2 separate regions of the Mus musculus genome follow, and region 2 is linked to region 1. The links are chromatin loops, found by intact Hi-C in ENCODE. Cell type or tissue: gastrocnemius. All regions are shown on one strand. Links, peaks and the distances in the headings refer to the core of each region. The heading gives the core; the rest is flanking DNA. Region 1 has its middle 48 kb from the start of Gm40822. Region 2 overlaps Ranbp17 (RAN binding protein 17).

The links. A loop is a pair of places that touch in the nucleus more often than their neighbours do. Peaks named below come from ENCODE experiments on the same cell type or tissue, not always from the same donor. Only the 100,000 strongest peaks of a DNase experiment are listed, where the experiment ranks them.
Region 2: a loop joins it to region 1, with 18 times the contacts of the local background. A loop is called at or near these places in 1 of 42 quality-filtered maps.

Annotation. Positions count from the first base shown.
Region 1 is chr11:31,216,083-31,218,893 of GRCm38, reverse strand. No RefSeq gene overlaps it. Among named protein-coding and RNA genes, the nearest start is that of Gm40822, 48 kb to the right of the region's middle. In gastrocnemius, for the core only: no CTCF peak of the experiment used is centred there; no DNase peak of the experiment used is centred there.
Region 2 is chr11:33,216,266-33,219,076 of GRCm38, reverse strand. It overlaps Ranbp17 (RAN binding protein 17), which reads left to right. Exons shown (of 28, transcript NM_023146.3): 27 at 1,658-1,785. Among named protein-coding and RNA genes, the nearest start is that of Tlx3, 14 kb to the right of the region's middle. In gastrocnemius, for the core only: no CTCF peak of the experiment used is centred there; DNase peaks (open chromatin) are centred at 1,213 and 1,554.

The DNA of each region.
Region 1 (2,811 bases), core at 202-2,701:
ATAGGTCATTAACACACATAAAAATTGCCTCCACTAACCAGTTTCACTATAGCCCTCAGCCCAGGCAAAATGCCATTGGACAATATTACTTCCACACAAACCTTCCTGGATAATTCATTTCAATGAGGTGTGATTCAAGTGAGGTAGATGGAGACTGGCTCATCACCTTCTTAAAACATGCATTCTGTTCAGAATAGCATAGGTCATCTGAAGAGAGAACACACAAAATGGTTGAAAAGCAAAACCTCTATTAAATATTTCCCCATCCTGTACTTCATGTATATGCATGAGTTGGGGTGAAGGCTAGGGAATATCAAGTAGCAAAAGTGTTTTAAAACTAGTTTCTCAAACCCAAGTTTCAATAAACTAAGTTAATTCTGCCCCCATAGTTCTCTCTTAAATTCCTGCATTGCATACTACAGCCTCAATTTCTTAAAATTATTATGGGAATATCATGTACTGATTGTCATTAAAGGTAGGAAGCTCTTGTTTCCCAAGCTTCCTTTTTGTCCTTCAAAAGGAAAAAGAAAAAAAAAAAAAGCAACAAGACAAATTCATTCAGAATGGGAGGTACCCATCATGCCATGCTGATGTAAATGCTGGGAGCAAATTGATTGGCTGCCTCAGAACTGGCCATGTCCACTTCACACATGGAGCAGCATTCAAGTGACTAAATCACATCAGACCCTTATACTATCTACACAAAGGCTGACAAAGCATGCCTAAAGTTGGAAGAAAGGAGCCCTGTTGTGGCTGGAGGTAGGAGACTTCCAAGCTCTCTAGCCAGTCTAAGCTTTGTGAAGACCTGTGAGGGACTATTGCTAAGCAATTCCTTCTCAACAAATGCTTGGAGAAAGCTGCCCATTTACTAACAGGAGGGGAGAGGAAAATGCCACAGTAAACAGCAAACAAGAGGAGACAAACTAATAAGAAAGAACAATTTATATGGAAACACCAGGACTGGTGTTCAATGCTCCCATTTAGGTATCCAGTTAGCTCACTTAATTCATCCTGTCAATGCAAAATGCAGTGCTCTCACCTTTTTTTATTTATTTTATTTTTTTTATTATTTATTTATTTTTATTACATATTTTCCTCAATTACATTTCCAATGTTATCCCAAAAGTCCCCCATACCCTCCCCTCCACTTCTCTACCCACTCATTCCCATTTTTTTTTTTGGCAGTGCTCTCATCTTAAAGGGACTTAAAGATAGTTTATTCTGAAGACATTTTGAGTGACAATTCCCAGGAAACATACATTTAGATGACTCCAAATTCCATGTTCAATCATGAAAGCAATTTTATGAAGCTTTTTATAGTTTTACAGAACAAAGAAAGCTGTAAATCAATGCAACTTTAAGATTCTTTGGTGGGACATCAGAGATGTGGGTACATTGAAGTAGAGGAAGCTTTTCTATAGGCCCAGGATGCTCTCTGATGACATTTTTAGCTTTTGGATCGGCAGAAGCTAGTAGTGTGCTCAGTTAACAGATTCCTAAGGTGGTCTATTAGTCGCAAGTTTCCACACACATGTGTGCAAGGAATGAGTGTTTCAGGGGACTAGAACTAACCCAAACCGGGGTGATTGGAAAGAATGACTGGGTTCCTTCTGGTTTGAACCTGTGCCCAGAGTGGACCCAGGGCTCTGGCTCCCCACCCACTTCTACAACACCTAGAGGAAGCTTGACTCCTAAGACCTCTGACACACCAGGATCTCAGGTGAGGCCCCAACCTTTGCCCAAAACCCAGAGTATGTGGGACCCCCAGGAACCAAGGTACCCCCACTCAGCTAGAGGCACATATTCCTTCTGGTTTACACCTGCAACCTGAAAGGACCCAGGGATCTGGTTCCCCACCCATTCCTACAACACCCAAATGAAGCTTGACTTCCAGGAGCTCTGACACACCCAGAATCACAGATTCAGAGCTCTGCTCTCTACCCACTCCTATAACATCCAGAAAAATCTTGACTCCCAAGAGCTCAGACAGAACAGGATCTCAGGATCTAAGAGGCAGCTTGACTTGCAGGATCTTGGCCACACTCAAGATCACAGGATTCCAGAATCACAGGATCACAGAGACAGATGGATTACCAGGAGTTCTGACACACCCAGACTCACAGGAGGGACAGGCTAAAGTCAGAGACAGCAAGGCCAGTTAGCACTAGAGATAATCAGATGAGGAGAAGAAGGCACAAGAACATAAGAAACAGAAACCAATGCTACTTGGCAAAATCAGAACCCAGTACTCCCACTACATCAAGTTCTGGATACCCCAGAACACCTGAAAAGCAAAATTCAGACCTATAATCCCATTTCATGGATACAAAAGAGGACTTTAAAAAGTACATAAATAATTACCTTAAGGATATATAAGGCACGAGTAAACAAGTAGAAGTCCTTGAAGAGGAAACACATAAATCTCTTAAAGGAATACAGGAAAACACAATAAAAGAGGTGAAAGAATTACATAAAACCACCAAGGATCAAAAAGTGGAAATAGAAACATTAATGAAAACACAGTGAGACAACCCTTGAGATGGAAAACCTAGGAAAGTGAGCAGGAGTCACAAATGCAAGCATTACCAACAGAATAAAAGGGATAGAAGGGAGAATCACAGGTATAGAAGATACCACAGAAGACATTGACACAACAGTCAAAGAAAATACAAAAAGCAAAAAGTTCTTAACTAAAACAATCCAGGACACAGTGAAGAGACCAAACCTGAGAATAATAGGTAGAGAAGAGAGTGAAGATTCCCAACTCAAAGAGCCAGTAAATATCTTCTATGAAATTATAGAAGAAAACTT
Region 2 (2,811 bases), core at 121-2,620, 2.0 Mb before region 1:
CTGGTGTTAGAGGCCAAAGAGGCCCACCAGCTGCACTGTGTGTGGCTTGCTCGGCAGTATCCCAGAGGCATCCTCACCTGCCTTGCCATTCTAAGGCAGTTCTGAGCCACGGCTCTTAGGCCTTCTCCTCCAGCCTTTTTTTTATATCTAGGGACCCCAGCCACAACCACAGCTGATGACAGCGGCAGCCCTTGAGGGACTGTGGGTAGAGCCGTACCCCTCATCTAGAGAGTATGCATCCCAGCCTCCTCTGCTCTGCCCACCCTCAACTGCCTCCCAAGCCCCTGGCTTCCTTTGGAAATCACCCTCAGCAGCCAGTGGGAACAGTGCAGTACTGCTCAGGAGAATGAATTGTCTATACAATAAGATAGTACCGGGGGAAGACAGTGAGATTAGAGGCAGCCGCATACATTAAAATTCAAACTAAAATCCCAGCCTTGGAAGGAAACTAATAGAAGAGGAAAATCTATCAAAAAGAGAAGCGCTGTCTCATCACTCACCTGTGCTGAAGGATCCAATTTTAGCCACATTCAATAGCACTGCCGTTCATCTTCCCGTGGTGTTACTGTGATTTAAATCCGAGCTCTATAAAGGAGAGCAGTTCTTTTAAAATGATTGAGAGGGAATAAGGGCAAATTCGGTGTTTAGAAAAAGCTTATGACATCACAATATTATACTTTACTGATGGAGGCAATATTTCATGGCTTAGGATGAAAAACTAATAATTTTCTATTTGGTGAGAGTCACTGCATCATTATAAAAGGGGAAATAAGTAGTTTTGTGCATTCCCAATCTTGTTCAGGAAGACATTGTGGTTTAAGTATAATGCCTCTGATATATAGTATTTAAGTATTAGTCTGACTACATATTAATTATGTGCGTTTTTTTATGTGAACTGTTTTAATGCATGATGGGAATTAAATATCATGCAGCTTTGGCTTGAAGAGATAAACATATATGACTGGCAAAATGTTGTCTTTGGCTGAAATTCGGCTGTTTCCAGTGATTAGGAGCTCGGCTCCACATCAGAGCTTATGTCTGAATAAAAGACCATGGACCCTAGCAGAAAAAAAGGGGGGCCGAGCAGCTATTTGTGCCCAGGTATGACAGATACTGTTCTTAGAGCCAGCAAGAGCTCCCAGAGTCGAGCAGGCCCCTCTAGAGCCCTGCCTCAGCAGAGCAGACCTACGGAACCCAGGAGGCCAGACTTGGAACACAGCCCAGAGCTCTTTGAGAAGTGATTCACTGAAGCCAGGAAAGATGATGAGGCCGGAGGGGAGACCCTTGGCCTTGCCTTCAGTCACCAGAGTGCTCCCTGGGCATTTCCAGTTAAGTTCTTCTCCTCAGCCTTCCTGTGACAAGTAGAGTTGAGACCCCAGAAGATCATGGGTTCGTGCCCCACAGTGGAGGCAAGGGCCCCATCAGGCTAAGCAATGACCATACAACAGTCACAGCACCGGATTCTAATGAGCAGGGGTGTGGGGCTGGCACATGCCCCTGGGTACACTGCACACCTCTGCGGCTGGATGGACCTGGATGCAGACCCCTAAACACCCATGAGCCCAAGTAGACCCCAAGTGACCTGGCTTCCTGCCACTTCCCTCCCACCAGGTTTGGAGTTAAAACCTGAGCCTGACACTGCTCTGTCTCCCAACAGTATTTCAGTGAACTGAGGGCCAGTCTGATAAACAGCCAGCCTCTCCCCAAGCAGGAAGTCCTTGGCCAGTGCTTCAGGAACTTGATGGAAGGAGTGGAACAGAACCTGTCTGTCAAGAACAGAGACAGGTGAGCATTGCCCAGTGGGGTACTCCACCTCTGGGGGCACTCCAGGTCTGTTGGAAAGAATTGGACTATAGTTAGCACAGCTCATGGATGGATGCAGCTCTCCTATTATACCTTGTGGTCTTAAACCCAGGTCAGCTCCAGTCACTACATCTTACCGAGTATTTGCTCAGGGATGCAGAGATTAATAAAATACAGTCTTTATCTTTATGCAGTTTATAATCCAACAGGAAGGAAGTGAGGAATACCTAACTAGAAAGAGCGGTGAAGGGCGACTCATGCTGTCATTGGTGATGAGAAAAGCCTGCCTGGCCTTTGAACAGCAGGCCTTGGGGCAGTAGGCCCTGATGAAATGGTATTCCTGCCTGTGTAAGCTGTGACAGAAAAGCAGGCAACTCCTCTGCTGAGTGTCCTCGGCGGTAACATGGGACTGATGGTGGCACTGATGGTAGTGGGCCAGTGTTGGGTTCTTCCTCTGCCTATCCTGAGAGTGCTTGGTACTGTTGTCCAGTAAGATCTAACCACAGTAGGCCTGAGTTAATTAATTGATTCGTTCATTCATTCATTCATACATACAGATATCAGTTTCTAGAACTGCGGCACTGGTAACCTGGGGTGAACAAATTGCTCTGAGTCCCTGCCCTCCTGGAGCTTATGCACTGTGGATGGGACAGACAGTAGTCAGTGATAGGGAAGAAACTGTTCAGTGAGAGAACTGCCCCCTCCCACACCTTCATCAAACACTGTATGGTTTAAAGTACACATTGCCAGCCATCCAGGAGGCAGTGCATCTCAGGTAATGAGGCGAGGTCAGCTGCGGTGCAGATGTCTTCACTTGGCTACTCATCCTTTCAGAATCCGACTCCGTCAGAGTCAGAAGCCGGGGGGGGGGGGGTATGTTTATTTTTTGTTTGTTTTGTTTTTCCATTAATGTATTTATATATTTATTCATTTTAAATCCCAATTGCAGCCCCTGGTTCCCTCCTCCCTTACATTGTCCCTCCCCCTATACCGAATCCCCCTCTCCTC